Linked DNA regions of Homo sapiens: region 1 is linked to region 2. A link is an interaction called in ENCODE POLR2A ChIA-PET data of the cell type or tissue named here. Cell type or tissue: Panc1. All regions are shown on one strand. Links, peaks and the distances in the headings refer to the core of each region. The heading gives the core; the rest is flanking DNA.

Region 1 (8,247 bases), core at 248-8,247, 94 kb before region 2:
AGAGTCCCTGAGGCAGGTGGATCCTTCTAAGTCCTTGGTGTTTTAGGCAACTAAGAGTTAAAGCTCAAAGGCAGAGCTTACAAACTATTTGGCCTGCACATTGTTTTCGATTTGACTAGTCATCAACAGTTTTGGGTGTTTTAAGTCAGGAGATTTCACATAAAACCTGGACTTCTTGCTGTTTTTGAAAAATCGAAAGATTTCCTGATAACCATCCGTCAGAGATGAGTACCGGCCACCCCTTGAGATGGGGTATGCATCCTCAGTCCCCGCAGCCCCCACCATTCCCTATTGTTCCCCAAGAGTGAGGCTGGCAGTTCCTGTTTAGCATCATGTGCTGGCTCGATTTTCTCACTTACGTGACCTGCCTGGGCTCGGTAGCCATCGAGTTTGCATTGCTTGATGCCACGGAGCCCAGGCAAGTCACATAAATGAGAAAATTCCCCATCCAAGGGGAATTATCCAGTGGCTGAGTTGGCAGATGGTGGGCTGAAGATCCTGCCCCAGTCCCAAGGGTACCCAGGAATTTCATCCTGTCCCTCCTACTGAGCATGAAGGCAAGAGCCTAGGAGAACCCACGTGGATCTGCCGACAGCAGCTCTGTTGGGAATTCTGACTCAGACGGCTACAGAAAGGAGGGGCTGGGGAAATTAATCTCTTAACTTCCCTGTCTGATTTTGATCAGCTCCACCTGGATTTCTTTGAAGCCCTGGGCACTTGAAGGAGTTCTTATTTTCACAGCTGCAGAACTCAATGAGAAGTTTGCATTGAGAATGATTTCCATCCTCCTGAGACATCAAAAAGATAATTTCGTAATAAAACCTATGGGTCCCCCACCCACCACCCCCACAGCTGCCAATTCTGAGGTTAGTTCTTCATTGGAACCTTCAGTTCACACTTAGGCAGATACTGCCCACCTTTCCCACAGGGGAATCATCACACAGGTTTGTACTTACAGAGAGCCCATGAGTCTCTTCAGAGTTCATGGCTTCAAACCAGGCAACAAAGGACTCCAAATTGGAGCAGTTGGCGGTGTAGATTGATGAGAAAACTGAGTCACACATGTGGTCTTGGATTCATTCAGCAAACATCTGAGAGCCCTTGTGCACCAGGTACCCAGGCTGCATTCTGGGTCGCAGAGTGGGTTGGAGTCCACAAGGGCCGCTGGGGACCCAGGTCTCATACCCTTGTGCTATTGCTCATATAGTCTGCAGCACCTAGCTAGGCAGGGCCAGGCCTCCCCTAGTAGGCTGGGGAGGGAGCCTCTCAGCATCATGGCTCAGGAAAGGTGGGACACTGGGAAACAACCATCTTGCATGTTGGTGAATGTGTGGGCATCTTCCTTGGTGGTCTCTGTTGCCCCCTCTTTACCCCTCCTTGTCTCTAACAAGAGTTTGGGATCTGGCATCAAGCTGTCAGTGCTTGAATCCTGGCACTACTATCCACTGGTTGGATATCTTGGGCAAGCTGTTTAATCTCCCTAAGCCTCAGTGTTCTTATCTGTACAATGGGGGATAATAGTTCTTGCTCTATGGGATTATTATAGAGATAGAATAAGTTAGTGATTGTTGTCATCATCTCTAAGTCCTCTATCTGGATACAGCCTGTTGGCCAAGCCAGGCCACCCTCTTGTGCTTACATCCTGGACCCTCACTCTCCCCAACACAGCTGTCTGCACCTTGACTTTCTAACTCACAGAATCATGGAACTCACTCACTCCAGGTCTCTTCCAGCCTGCCTTGAACCAGCTTGACCAGGAGGTACACTGTGTTGTTAGGTAGCCCATTTCAGCTACTTTGGCTCCTCCTTCCAGCTGCCTTAACCCAGGGAGAGGGCAATCCTCATACCTCCCTCTCCATTCACTTCTCCTCCAGCTGGGTCTCAGCTGCCTTGTTTTATTGGTCTGCCTTCCCTCACTGAGCGAACCTGCTGGAACAGAGATCTTCAAGCTCAGCAGGCGCAGTGTGCCTCAGAGGTTGCCCTGACTTAGGGTAGAGCAGATCTGGTTAGGCTCTGGAGTTTATGGAAGAAAGGAGCTGGGTTTTAACCAGTAGGACTGGGATGTCCAAGCCAACCTAATGTTGATGGGAATCTCCAGTCTTGTAGGCTTGTATCCTTCTGTCTATGAGAAGGTTGCTGGGCCAGGTTGGACTTTTTGGGGTTTGCCCTGATGGCACAATTTCAGGAAGACTCCAGGTTGTCTCCAAGGCCAGATGCTCACACACATGGTGTGTGGCCTCAGGGAGCAGCAAATCAATCAACTCATCGAGAGGCTGACCCTGAATCCAGAGAGGTCCATCCCCCATGACCTCTCCTACACCTGGCCACAACTGGCTGCTATCCCAGGATCAACAGAGCTTCCCAAATTAAGTCTTACCCACCAGAATTGACATGATACCAGATCCTACCTGGTTTTCTGTGTAAAACTACTTGTCTCAGTGCAGACTTTTCATTTTCTTTCTTTTTCCTTCACTTCACTCAACCTCATTTACTGAGTTCCTGCTTCCTTGATTTTGGTTGCCAAAACATGTGATCCCACAACTACTAGGCGAATGGGCTGGAGTTGCCCTTCACGCACCAGAATGTCAGGCACCAAACCCTGGCACCTCCAGGCTTCATCATGCTCACTGTCTCCGTGCTCAAGTCATCTGGACCCTCAGCCATAGTTCTCTATCATCTCCTCTGTGCTGTTTTCTAAGTTCACAACTGTCTTCCCAAGCTGTTCATCTTGGTGAGCAATCCACATTCCAACTTCCCATCATGGTGAACAAGGATTCCCAAAGAAGAAATGTCCAAGTAATTTTTACCTCGTTGTGTCCTTGTTCCTTAGGAAAAATATGGCCCAGTGTAACCGTGATCTTCATCTTATCTCTTCTAGAATCTGCCACTTTGTCTAGGCCCACAGTCATGGCCCTGGTAGAAATGCTTGCATCTTCCACTGAGACGGATTCTGCTTCCTGTTTGCAAGTGACCTTGCCTCTAGCATTGGTTCCTGACTTGAATCTTTTTGCCAGCATTACATCCTGTGGCTTTTTGAATTTGTGGCCTTTTGAATCACAGTCTCTGTGCTCGGAGACTCTTTAGTTACTCCCTGTCCGTAGTCTCTTCCAGTCCCTCTGCCTCTTGCCCTGATCCTTCTGCAGTAGATTGGCTCAACGATCCCCTCTCCCAAAAACCATGTAGATGGCATGAGTTTTTGCTTTCCTTACTGTATCTGTGTACTTTTGCCTCCAAGTAGGTAGGTGACAATTTTCTCTTAATACCATCCTTTCAAAGGGAATGATTATTCCACTTCTGTTTCATGATGGCCACTAGTGTATGCCCCCATTTGGTGATTCATAATACAACAGGAATACCTGGAATGTGGCAACGTGCGCTTGAAGGTCCACTCTGAGCTCTGGAGGCACTTTCTGTCTCCTGTGACCCTCAATAGAACTCAGTTCCTATGAGTCCCTATAGGAGCAGAGGCCCTGGCTCACCCTTGCATGGGTGGTGGGCACACTTCCCCATCACACAGAGGTGCTTTTCTCACTAATTCTGTCTTATTTTGCAGAGTCCAACTTAGGTCTAGAAATCAGCATTCACTGTCCATGTCACACCTTTCAGCCCAATGGAGATATCCTGGAAAACATTCACGAGGTGATGGAAATCAAATTCAAAGGTAACAAAATGAATGTGTATGGTAGGATGGGTGAGTGGGGGGGAAGTTAATGGGACAGGATAGTGCAGGAGACCCTTACCAGACCTCAAGAAAAGAAACCAAGCTCCTTCAGAGAGATAGCCGACTATTTTGTACTTGAGTAATTCTGCTTTGCCCCAAAAGCAATGAGTGTAACTTTCAGTTTATAGCTTAGAGAATGCATTAGCCTCTGGAAGACAACACGTACTGGTAAGTGGTGAAACTGTGTAGGCAAGCCATCTAGCCTCTGGTCCTAGTGAAATGGGATGAGAGTTCCTCTTTCACAGTGTTGTCAGGCAATTAAATGAGATAATGAATAAGGAACACAGTGCCAGAAATGCTCAACAGATAGGACTTGTCTTCCTCCTCCCTAAAAGAAATTAAGTTTGGCTGTCCTGAACATGAGTGCCCAGACAACTGAGCTTTCCAGATGTGCAGGGCCTACCTGACCTTGCCCAGGGGTCCTCTGGGTTTGGATGATTGCTTCGAGCCTCAGGGTGTTTGTCCCCGGGGTGTTTGGGTAGAGATGGCGAAGTCGTTGAGAGTCATTTCTGGTTTTCCATTATGTTTGCAAGGAACTCAGCCTTGATGATCTCTGGAGTTCAGGGAAGTTCTCTTTTCCTTTCATATTCCCATTTTGGGTAACTGCGGAACGCCTGAGGTCAGAGGCTTGTCTGGGAAAAGGTGCAGGCCTCTTTTGGCTCAGCGCTGGACAGTGATCTTACCCCACATGGGCTCTATTTTACAGCCTTTTCTTAAAGCCAAAGATTTGACACTGTAACCACAGAACCTTAGAGCCCAGAGGACCTTTGGAGTCCTTACCTACAGGCCAGCTTAGGATGAAACCTTCCCATTTCAGTGAATACTTATCTTGTTCATAAAGATTTTCAGAAAAAGGGATTTGTGATCCAGGTCTCTCATTTATCTTACAGATCTGGTGCCCCTTCCTGAGACCCGAGCCACTCCTGTAGCTATGTAAATTAATTCCTCATGTTCCTGTCCTCAGTGAGGATGGACAACAGTTGGCAGCTGTCCTTCGCAAAATCGATCTCCATTTAGTTGAGACTCTTTCTAAGTCAGTCTCCAGTCTTTTCCTTTTTTTTCAGATGAAACGGGTTGATGAATTTAGATTTTCTTTCCAGAGCTTATTTGCTATTTATCATATGCTTCATTATCTCATCTGAATTTTATAGTGAAAACACTTCAAAGACTCTAAGTGCAATGTGAATGTTAACAATTATACAGTCTTGTTTCTTTGGCTCCCATTCAGGCTATCTTAAGTTGTGACACCTTAAATTTTTGGTAGGACTTCTGCGTTATCTTGGTCCATTCACATTTTAAGAGGAAACTCACACCCCAAGATTCTAAGTCTAGAATCTAAAGTGACAATCCAGGGCTGGGTGCAGTGGCTCACACCTGTAATCTTAGCACTCTGGGAGGCCGAGGTGGGCGGATCACTTGAGGTCAGGAGTTCGAGACCAGCCTGGCCAACATGGTGAAACCCTGTCTCTACTAAAAATACAAAAATAGCTGGGCATGGTGGCATGCACCTGTAATCCCAGCTACTTGGGAGGCTGAGGCAGGAGAATCTCTTGAACCCCGGAGGCAGAGGTTGCAGTGAGCCAAGATGGGGCCACTGCACTCCAGCCTGGCCAACAGAGCGAGACTCTGTCTCAAAACAAACAAACAAACAAATAAACAAGCCGACAACCCGGAGATATGTGTTAGGTACCCACTTAGTAACAGGGATGCTTCATAGGTCCATGAAGATTCCTAGGAATCTCAGCAAGGGCTTTCTGCCCCTTGGAAGATTTCTATACAAGGGTATGGGGATCTGAACACGGGGCATCTTTCAGTGGGCATCCTTACAATAATAATGAGTTCTTTTGATACTGGCTTCTCCATCTGCTCTTCCCCTTTCTGCACCTGGACATCAGAATTAAGCTGCACTTGTCCCCCACACCTCCCTCGCAGACTGCACTGCCCCTCCTCCTGGGCAGTGATGGGGCGTGTGGAGGAGGCAGCCTCCAAGGGCTCTGCTCTCTTCAGACAGGAGATTGTCACTTTCCTTCCCTTCTTCAGGCGTGGACAATGAGGATGACCATGGCCGTGGAGATCTGGGGCGCCTCAAGAAGCAGAAGGATCACCACAACCCTCATCTAATCCTCATGATGATTCCCCCACACCGGCTCGACAACCCGGGCCAGGGGGGTCAGAGGAAGAAGCGGGCTTTGGACACCAATTACTGCTTCCGGTGAGACTGGGCCCACATGGGAACCAACATCTACTGCCTGCCTACTGCCCAATGGCTAGGTCAGGCCCCAGAGCCAAGCCACACTCAACAGAGGGTCCCTGATGCTATTCACAAACATCTCCAGGAAGAAGACTGAAAATCTCTCACAGAGATTTTCTCTGTGAAATCTCTTTCTGTTTTCCTGGGAGTCCCACTGTTTTTCCATAGGCTAACTCTGGAAGGAGCTGGCTGAAGTAAATGAGGAAAACTCTGTGAGGAGGAGTGTTGCTAAAATAGTTTGGATTGGAGAGGCTTGGTCAAAGCCTCTCCATGATTTCCATGTTTTAAGCACTTGTAGAGTGTATGTGTGAGATTAATGTAGGAGTTTCCATTAAAGAAGTGCTCAGTTAGTTCCCTATGAAGGGTCCAAGGATGCTACTGGATGGAGGCAAATAGAATGGTCTCCATTTGAACGGAAAGTTGGAGCTAGAGAAATTAACAAATGAATTCAGAAATTACTGGGTAGCCACAATAGAGAGATAGAAAAGACCCAGCTTCTCTTACTCAGGAGCAGTTTCACTGCTCATTTATAAAGGGAGGATAAAGTATGCATGCCAACTACTAAAAGGGAGAAGATGATCACGCCCATGAGAGGGTCCGAAGGATTAAGTGCTTTAACTGGGAGCAATGAGTTCACCTATGGACACAGGAAAGGCTTCAGAAGGGTGTGGAATTTGAGCAGAGGCTTCAAGGATGAGGTTTGGGGATGAAGGGATCCAGGAGGGGAAGCACTGCAGGTAAAGGAAGGAGCATGAGTGAGTGAGTCCATCTGGCCTCAGAGGATGCCGAAATGAAGCTGGGGAGAACGAATTGGGAAATATTTAGATCTGGAAACCATGTCTTATGAGGATGGTTGGGCTTGGGAAACTAGGGATGTTCAGTTGGGGGAACAGCTCAACAGCAAGGTATAGGAGAGGCAAGGTAGTTGCCACAAAGGCTGGCATGTAGATTTATTTATTCCATCAGTTAGGAACAAATCAGTTAGGAACGAATCAGTTATCAGTTAGGAACGAATCAGTTAGGAACGAATGATCTTGGCCAGTGACTTTAATCATAGTGATTTCTTGTTCACAAGAGGCCTGTAGCAGCAGGGTTAGGGTGGGCTGGCTGCTTAATGATGCCACCGAAGACTCAGGCTTTCTCTCTTTCCAGTCTGCCATGCTTAGTATGTTGGCTTTTCATCCTTTTCCTTATGGTCACAAGTGATTGCTAGGGCTTCAGGCACCTTGTCCACATTTAAGACAAGAAGGAATGAGGGAAGGGGAAGAGCCAGAAGCTTTCTTCTTCCATCTGTCACTTTTATAAATAATCGAATATCTTTGCCAGAACTTGCCCTTACCCCCTGCATACTTCTCCTTGTCTGATGGGTCATTACTGGGTCACATGACCACCGCTACTCTCAAGGGAGGACAGGAAAAGGAGCATCTGGTGTTTTCGACTCTGTAATGGGATGTCACAAGGGAGAAGGGAGTTAGGAATGGTTATTGAATAGATAACCAATGGTGTCTGCCATGGTTCACCCTTGGAACCCACAAGAAGCCAGATTTTGGCTAATAGCTGCCTTTGGAAGTAGCAAGTTCTAAGTCTCAGCAGATATTAAAGCAGAGGCTAGCTGTCCACTTGGCAAGCGGTATTATTGCCAAATGATCTCTGTAGGCAACAGAATTGAAGGGGCCTGATAATCACATTTGGGTGATCTGTTGAACCACGGTTCTAATAGAAGGATATGCCTTATTTGGCTAAATGGCCTTTGGATTGAGTCTCAGCAGTCACCTACTATAGTAGTCAAGCTGCATAAACTTAGAATTGATTTCTGTCTGGGTGCACATTAGGAGGGTAAAAATAAAACCAACCTCAACAAAGCTGAGTTGGCTAATAACATTCAGTGCTTGGTTTTATGTGGAGCGCTTCATAGCACTGCTTTGTATTGTGATAGAAAAGGGTGCAGGGCCACCTTTGCCTCTTTACTCTTCCTCATGCAGCATTTATCTCTGTTTCTTACATCCTTGGGATCCTGGTCTTTAACACATGAATGTGCCTTTCTGGTTTCTTCTGCCCCATGCCCTTGAACCTGGGATTCCATTGATCAGAGCCACCTATGATGGCATGAAAGGACTCCAAGGGAGAATATGAGAGCATTCATGAAGTTTCTTTTATTGGTGGTTTTAAGTTGATTTTCTATAAATGTTTTTTGTTGTAGCAACTTGGAGGAGAACTGCTGTGTGCGCCCCCTCTACATTGACTTCCGACAGGATCTGGGCTGGAAGTGGGTCCA
Region 2 (8,409 bases), core at 261-8,260:
CTCCAAGCAATTCTCCTGCCTCAGCCTCCCAAGTAGGTGGGATTACAGGCACGTGCCACCACACGCAGCTAATTTTTGTATTTTTTTTTTTTAGTAGAGATGGGGTTTCACCGTGTTGGCCAGGATGGTGTCGAACTCCTGACCTCGTGATCTGTCTGCCTCAGCCTCCCAAAATGCTGGGATTACAGGCGTGAGCCACTACGCCCAGCCCACAATAGATTTTTGAGTTAAAAAATATAGGCCGCGCGCAGTGGCTCACGCCTGTAATCCCAGCACTTTGGGAGGCTGAGGCAGGCGGATCAGGAGGTCAGGAGATCGAGACCATCCTGGCTAAAACGGTGAAACCCCATCTCTACTAAAAATACAAAAAATTAGCCAGGCGTTGTGGTGGGCACCTGTAGTCTCAGTTACTTGGGAGGATGAGGCAGGAGAATGGTGTGAACCCGGGAGGCGGAGCTTTCAGTGAGCCAAGATCACGCCACTGCACTCCAGCCTGGGTGACAGAGTGAGACTCCGTCTCAAAAAAAAAAAAAAAAAAGGCCCCCAGTGTCTTTTTTTTTCTCTGTGTCACAAACAGAAAAGCACCCCCAAAATCTTATAGTTCCATTTTGAAATACCATATGTACATGTGCACGCACACACACACACGCATATATACACACACACATTCAGGTTGTTACCAGTTTACTTTGCTTTTTAAGAATAGTGTTGTGATAAACATCATGTTATCTATACCTTTTCACATATGCTGGATCATTTCCTTAAAATAATTTCCTCAAAGTAGAATAGCCAGATCAGAAATCTCTTTATTCTTCTGCTTCAAAACTTTTTAACATATATTCCCAAATTGCTCTCAGGAAAGGTTGTACCAATTTGTATTTCATCAGTATGTCTGAAAGGATTAAATTTACTTATCATTCCTTTGATTACTTTGAGAAAGCAGCTTGCACCCGATGAAAAGCTAGCTCACAATTGATGCTAATGCTGTTTCTTGTCCTTTTTATGTTTGTAAGATATTTATGCCTTTGGACAAACATGTCAATAATCTACACAGATATTATTCTAAAGAATAACCATTTAGGCCAGGTGCGGTGGCTCACACTTGTAATCCCAGCACTTTGGGAGGCCGAGGCGGGTGGATCACAAAGTCAGGAAATCGAGACCATCCTGGCTAACATGTTGAAACCCCGCCTCTACTAAATAATACAAAAAATTAGCTGGGCATGGTGACGCATGCCTATAGTCTCAGCTACTCAGGAGGCTGAGGCAGGAGAACGGTGTGAACCTGGGAGGTGGAGGTTGCAGTGAGCCCAGATCGAGCCACTGCACCCCAGCCTGGGCAATAGAGTGAAACTCTGTCTCAAAAATAAATAAATAAATAAATAAATAAATAAAGAATAACCATTTAATCATGGTATTAATCATGCTTTTTATTCTTCTCATAGCTCTAATAATTATGAACAAATTAATTTGCATACCATATTTAATTGTTCAAGTAAGTAACTATTAGTTTTAAAAATGTGCTAATTAATACTTAATGAGCCTTGGGCTTCTCCTAAGACACTTTCTTTAATATCATTTTAATCAATTTCTGTTTCTGGCCCGGAAGGTTTAAGTAAAACCCCCAAGTTGACATCATAATGCCATGTATATTTACGGTTAAAAATTATACATAAGAGATATTTGTACATCCGTGTTCATTGATGTATTATTCACAATAGCCAAGATGTAAAAGGAACCTAAATGTCCATCAATGAATGAATGGAAAAAGAAAATGTGGTATGTAGTACCCAAAAAAACTAAAAAAAAAAAACTAAAAAAAGAGAAAACATGGTATGTATATGTGTATACACACACAATGAAATGTTATTCAGCCTTAAAAAAGAAGGGAATCCTGTCATACGCTACAACGTGGATGAATCTTGAAGACATTATGCTAAGTAAAAGAATCTAATGACAAAATCATTTCACTCAACATGAGGTAATGAAACTCACAGAAAGTAGAATGGTGATTGTCAGAGGCTGGATGGGAAAGAGGAAAACAGGGAGTTGTTCAATGAGTACGGTTTCAGTCATGCAATATAAAAAAGTTCTGGAGGGCCGGGCGTGGTGGCTCACACCTGTAATCCCAGCACTTTGGGAGGCCAAGGCAGGCGGATCACGAGGTCAGAAGATCGAGACCATCCTGGCTAACACGGTGAAACCCCGTCTCTATTAAAAATACAAAAAAATTAGCTGGGCGTGGTGGTGGGCACCTGTAGTCCCAGCTACTTGGGAGGCTGAGGCAGGAGAATGGCGTGAACCCGGGAGGCGGAGCTTGCAATGAGCCGAGATTGAGCCACTGCACTCCAGCCTGGGGGACAGAGCGAGACTCCGTCTCAAAAAAAAAAAAAAAAAGTTCTGGAGATCTGTGGTACAGTATGCATATAGTTAACAATACTGTGCTGTATACATAAAAATTGTTAAGAGGATACATTTACATGTTTTCTACCTAAATGATAAAAAAAAGGTGATACACAATTATAAGAGCAACTAACTTTTGACTTTTTTTTTTTTTTTGAGATGGAGTTTCACCCTTGTTGCCCAGGCTGGAGTGCAATGGCCACGATCTTGGCTCACTGCAACCTCCGCCTCCTGGGTTCAAGTGATTCTCCTACCTCAGCCTCCTGAGTAGCTGGGATTACAGGCATGCGCAACCACGCACAGCTAATTTTTTGTATTTTTAGTAGAGATGGGGTTTCTCCACGGTGGTCAGGCTGGTCTCGAACTCCCAATCTCAGGTGATTCATCCATCTCAGCCTCCCATAGTGCTGGGATTATGGGTGTGAGCCACCACACCCGGCCTTTTATTGACCTTTTATCATGGGTCAGGCATTGCTTTAAGTGCTTTATGTTATCTCATTTATCCCTCCCAACCATATGACCTGTGTCTCCTCATCATCACCATTTACAGAAGAAACCAAGGCACAAAAAATGTTAGGAAATTTGTTCATAATTGCAGAGGTACTGAGTAGTAAGCTGGGATTCAAACCCATGGAGTATGATTTAAGAACCTCACTATACTATGCTGCCTTTCTTATTTATGTTATGCTGATTCCCTTTTAAAGCAAACATATCTAAAGCAAATTTATTTAAATCATATCTCTTTTCTAAAGCAAACGTAGAAATGTGTCCAGTTTCCACCAGATGTATATAAAGACAAATTTCATTCACCTTGCTCCAAGATCATTCTCTTTCTTGAGAAGGAAAGGAAAGTTTGAAAAAAAATTATTGTCTGTAAGCAAATGTTTGTTACTTATTGTTAAAGTGAAAGTGTGAGTATGTATACAGATAACATCAAAGGATCAGCCATGACCCCAGATAGAAAGCTCAACTGGCTAAATAAAGATAGGTCTGCTTCATTTTCAATTGTGTGTTTTAACTTTTATTTGTTAGTACTTATAAGAAATTATTTGTATATCAGGGCCCCGTTCTCCTAACGTGTCTGTATCTTATGTGTCCTGATTACTAAAATGAAATAATTAGTCAAAGGCAATCTCTAAGTTTCCTTTACAACTTTGAGGTTATAAACATCTAACTTGTCTCTGTCTTCAAATGTATAATTTGTTTTGTTTGGCCCAGGATCTCACATGGTTGGTTTACTGTGCATATCTTATACAGACCTTACTGTCACATATTCATTAAGTATTTTTCCCCTGGCTGCCACCATCTCAGATGGATGGATTGAAGTCTTTCATCATCTCACACAAAGTTACTGCTGGGAGTCCCTCATATACCTACAGACAAACAAACAAACCACAGGCCACGGAGTGAGGGAAGAGAATAAAACTGGTCACCAGACAGCTGCAGCAACCAAGCTGAGTTCTGAATCTTAATTGGTTACACTGACCCTTTTTTTTTTTTTTTAAAGATTTGTGTATACGAGAGTATATAGCAGTGCAGCAGCAATAATGCTGGAATGCCTTATCTGACTGATAAGTATGTAAACTAAAAAGAAAACGAAGAGTCAATTCTGTCGTGGGGGAGGACGGTAGAGTGGAAAGGGGCTTTGGAAGTCCTCTGACCTGGTAAAAATATTATCTCCACAATCAGGCAGCTGTGTGATCTTGGCTAAGTTACCCAAACTCTTTGAACATTGATTTCCTCATCAGTGGAATGGAGATAAGACTACATCTGGTGCACAGGAAGCATTTACTGCGTGTTCATTTTCCTCTAAGATTCCAGAAGAATATTCCCCTAGGAGCAGCTTAGAAAGCAACATGATGATAACCAGGGTACTTATGCTACTATCAGTAATAAGTTAACACAATGAAAGAAAGTCTGTATTGTAATAATACACTAAGATCAGACTTATATGATATTGAAAAAGCAAGCATAGGCCGGGCGTGGTGGCTCACGCCTGTAATCCCAGCACTTTGGGAGGCCGAGGGTGGGCAGATCACAAGGTCAGGAGATCAAGACCATCCTGGCTAACACAGTGAAACCCTGTCTCTACTAAAAATACAAAAAATTAGCTGGGCGTGGTGGCGGGCGCCTGTAGTCCCAGCTACTTGGGAGGCTGAGGCAGGAGAATGGTGTGAACCTGGGAGGCGGAGCTTGCAGTGAGCCGAGATCGAGCCACTGCACTCCAGCTGGGCGACAGAGCAAGACTCCGTCTCAAAAAAAAAAAAAAAACCAAAGCAAGCATAATATGAATTAAGCAAACATGTCATCTGTGGTAGTCACATTTGTAGACACCTGTCAGGTTTCCTGGGAGTCTTCTGAAAAACACCTATCATAGAAATAAAATTAAAATAGCATTACCAGTAACAGTGTTGAAAGGACAAAATAATAATTACAGAAATCATTCCTGTATTATTAATAACACAGGAATTAGTAACAACCCATACAAGTGCTCCTACTATCCAAACCTCTAGAACAAACGTCAGGATACTGCATGTGTTGTTAGGTGCTAAACCCATTACTTAATAAAAGTACAAGGGAGGGTAAAGGATGGGCATTTCCAAGATTGTTACGCCCAAGAACACCTTATTAAGATATTTCTTTCATTAAGAATTGAGGAGAGGCCGGGCGTGGTGGCTCACGCCTGTAATCTCAGCTCTCAGGGAGGCAAGAGGTGGGAGGATAGCTTGAGCCCAGGAGTTCAAGACCTGCCTGGGCAATATAGCGAGACCCCGTTCTCCAGAAAAAGGAAAAAAAAAAAAAAAAGATTGAGGTAATTGGGATGACGTCTAGGCCTAAGTGCAGGAAAACTTTTCTTTTGAGATGGTGCTTATGAATAGTAGGAGACTGGTGAAGAGACCTGATAATAACTTTTCAAACATAGTTTCATCGGAGTCAGTAAGTACTTGTTGGCTGGGTATGGTGGCTCACGCCTGTAATCCCAGCACTTTTGGAGGCGAAGGTGGGTGGATCACAAGGTCAGGAGTTCAAGACCGTCCTCACCACTATGGTGAAAACCCCATCTCTACTAAAAATACAAAAATTAGCCTGGCGTGGTGGTGTGCGCCTGTAGTCCCAGCTACTCAGGAGGCTGAGGCAGGGGAATCGCTTGAACCCGGGAGGCAGACGTTGCAGTGAGCTGAGATTGCGCCACTGTACTCCAGACTGGTCAACAGAGTGAGACTCCATCGCAAAAAAAAAAAAAAAATACTTGTTGAATGTATACATTGCAAGTTAGAATTTATGTAATAGTACTTACAGTTGCTGTTTATTGAATGCCTTATTAGCAGCAGGAGGCAGCATATAGCATAATAGCCATGAGCTTGGATGCTGCAGGCTGACAGACCTGGGTTCAAATCCCAGTTCTACCATTTATTACTTATGTGACACAGAGAAAGTTATCTAACTGATACTATGCTTTTTCATCTGTGAAATGAGGCTAATAAGAGGGCAGCTGTAAAGATCCACTGAGATAATACAAAAAAATGGCCACTTTGGTGCTTGACATATGGTAATATCAATATCACATCCTGAGAACTACAATCATGATAATACACAGGTATATATCATCATCTTCAAATTAGAGATAAGGAAAATGAGGTTTTAAAAGTTTGAATAACCTGTCTTAAGTCACGGACTAGACAGGGCCAAGACTTAAGCTGTGGGTTATCTGACTCCAAAGCCTGTCTAGAGTGGCCTATTTCCAAAACAACCGAATGCAGTATTATTTCATGTATTTTCTATGTATTTTCATTAAATAAGAATAAAAGTTTGGCTTGGCAAAATCTACTAAATCAAGTGGTCCTAGGAAAATCAATAATAACTAAAAGCTAGACACTAAGTATGAGTTCCTGCTAAAAGTCAAGTGGGAAAATAAAATAGAACAAAAGAACCAACCAAACAAAAAAACAACGAAGCAATAGGTTATGACATTAAGTTCCGGAGTCAATATGCTCTGGAACTTAAACACACACACACACACACACACACACACACACACACACACACACACACACTCCTCCCCTCTCATGTCCCCAGTCCAACCTTCCTCTCTGATACGCCATTATAAAGATGTATCAAGACACCTCCTGCATGGCTAGACTGTTTGCCTGCTCTTTGTGCCACGCTGAGGAGCTAGCATGTTATTGCCAGCTGCTTGGAAAAAGACAGGGTGCCTGCTGAATTTCTCTTTCTTTCCCCTCCCCTCCTCCACAACACAAACACACAGCAGCTGAAGGCTTGGCGAAACAGAATTCATTCCTGCAGGAGGAGGCAGAATTTTTTTAGACACGTGCAATGAACTTTTAGGAGCAAAATAACAAGACATGGTTCGGTTTATATGGGAATCCTTTCCACACCTGTGGGATTGTGTATATACACACACAGCATTAGCAAAAAGCTTGTTACACACTGCACTCAAGATGTTACCAGCAAACTGAAAGACCTCTTGATGTGAACAATGAGCTGCTGCCAGTCCTGCCTGTTATAGGAACATTAGTTTCTGCTAGGATTATTGAATCCAGATTAGTTTGGTAAACTTGGACATGGTGGGAAGGGAAAAGTAAAGAACAGATGGGGCAGAAGGATGAGAGAAATTTAGGACGCACAGTTTTCTCCTACCTTGAGTTATTTACTAATGTTGAAAATTAAGTCTACTAAAAATTGAAGGGGTTTCGAAAGAGACCGGAACCAGTGAAGAATTAAGATGTATTTAAAATCTCTCCTTTCTCCCATGATTGTTAAAGGAAACTTCGGCAATTCTGTGTTGGCCATCAATATGTCCTTAATTTTTCTGCTTTTGGGGCTCTTTTTCACTGTGGATGAGGCAGAGAAGAGAGTGGGAGGGAAGGAAGCAGGGAGTGGGTTGGGAGCAGAAGTTTAACAAAGGATCACTTTAACAGAAACTACTGAGTAATCGCTCTGTCCTGCGCCAAGAATAACATCAGCTCAATGTCTGCAATTAGAATCAGGTCAGTCAGGCCTCACAGCCGGTGCAGCCCTCCTCACAGACCCCAGCATGGAGAGCTACTCATGCTGATGTCACCAGTAGTCACTGTTACCCAAGAAAGTCCCCGACTCAGCTGAAAGAAAAGTTTTCTTTTGCCTTCTCCTTCAGGGGCAGGAAGACAGCAGGAGAAGAAAGACAGAATTAGAAGACATGCATTGGGCTGTATCAATATATAACAGATTTGTTTGATCATTCCTAACTCTTGAGATTCAGTACTTCCCACAACCATCCTGAAATTTTTTTTTTGCTTTTTTTTTTTTTTTGGAGACAGTCTCAATCTGTCACTCAGGCTGCAGTGGAGGGGCATGATCTTGGCTCACTGCAACCTCCGCCTCCCGGGTTCAAGTGATTCTCCTACCTCAGCCTCCTGAGTAGCTGGGATTATAGGCATGCGCCACCACGCCCGGCTAATTTTTGTATTTTTAGTAGAGACGGGGTTTCACCATATTGGTCAGGCTGGTCTCGAACTCCTGACCTTGTGATCCACCTGCCTTGGCCTCCCAAAGTGCTGGGATTACAGGCATAAGCCACCACGCCCGGCCCTGAAATTCATTTTTAAATGAGTTAATGTGTATAGAGAACCCTGAATAGTGCTTGGAACACAGCAAGTGCTTAAGTGGTGGCTATTATTATTAAAACAAAAAGGGAGGATTCTGCCTATTCATTAGGTTATTCCAAACCTAATGAATCAGAAATGGGATGGAGGAACAATTGTTTTAACAAGCCCTTCAAATGGTTCTGTTACTCTAGTCTATGGGTCTGCACACTAGGACCTATAGGCCAAATCCAGCCCATTGCCTGTTTTTGTACATAAAGTTTTGTTGAAAGACCGCCACACTCATTCATTTACATATTGTTTATGGCTGTTTTCACTCTACCATGGCAGAGCTGAGTAGTTGCAACAGAGATGCTATGGCCTGCAAAGCCTAAAATATTTACTATCTGGCTATTTACAGAAA

What was found. ChIA-PET counts read pairs that join two places held together with the same protein. Peaks named below come from ENCODE experiments on the same cell type or tissue, not always from the same donor. Only the 100,000 strongest peaks of a DNase experiment are listed, where the experiment ranks them.
Region 1: POLR2A ChIA-PET joins it to region 2 with 5 read pairs; 5 of 35 experiments call an interaction of 5 or more read pairs at or near these places.

What each region holds. Positions count from the first base shown.
Region 1 is chr14:75,961,002-75,969,248 of GRCh38, reverse strand. It overlaps TGFB3 (transforming growth factor beta 3), which reads left to right. Exons shown (of 7, transcript NM_003239.5): 4 at 3,554-3,661; 5 at 5,762-5,933; 6 at 8,173-8,247. Among named protein-coding and RNA genes, the nearest start is that of TGFB3, 17 kb to the left of the region's middle. In Panc1, for the core only: no CTCF peak of the experiment used is centred there; no DNase peak of the experiment used is centred there.
Region 2 is chr14:75,867,063-75,875,471 of GRCh38, reverse strand. The region is part of intron 29 of TTLL5 (tubulin tyrosine ligase like 5); the gene reads right to left. Among named protein-coding and RNA genes, the nearest start is that of TGFB3, 110 kb to the left of the region's middle. In Panc1, for the core only: no CTCF peak of the experiment used is centred there; a DNase peak (open chromatin) is centred at 7,380; H3K4me3 peaks cover 1,073 bases; H3K27ac peaks cover 4,328 bases.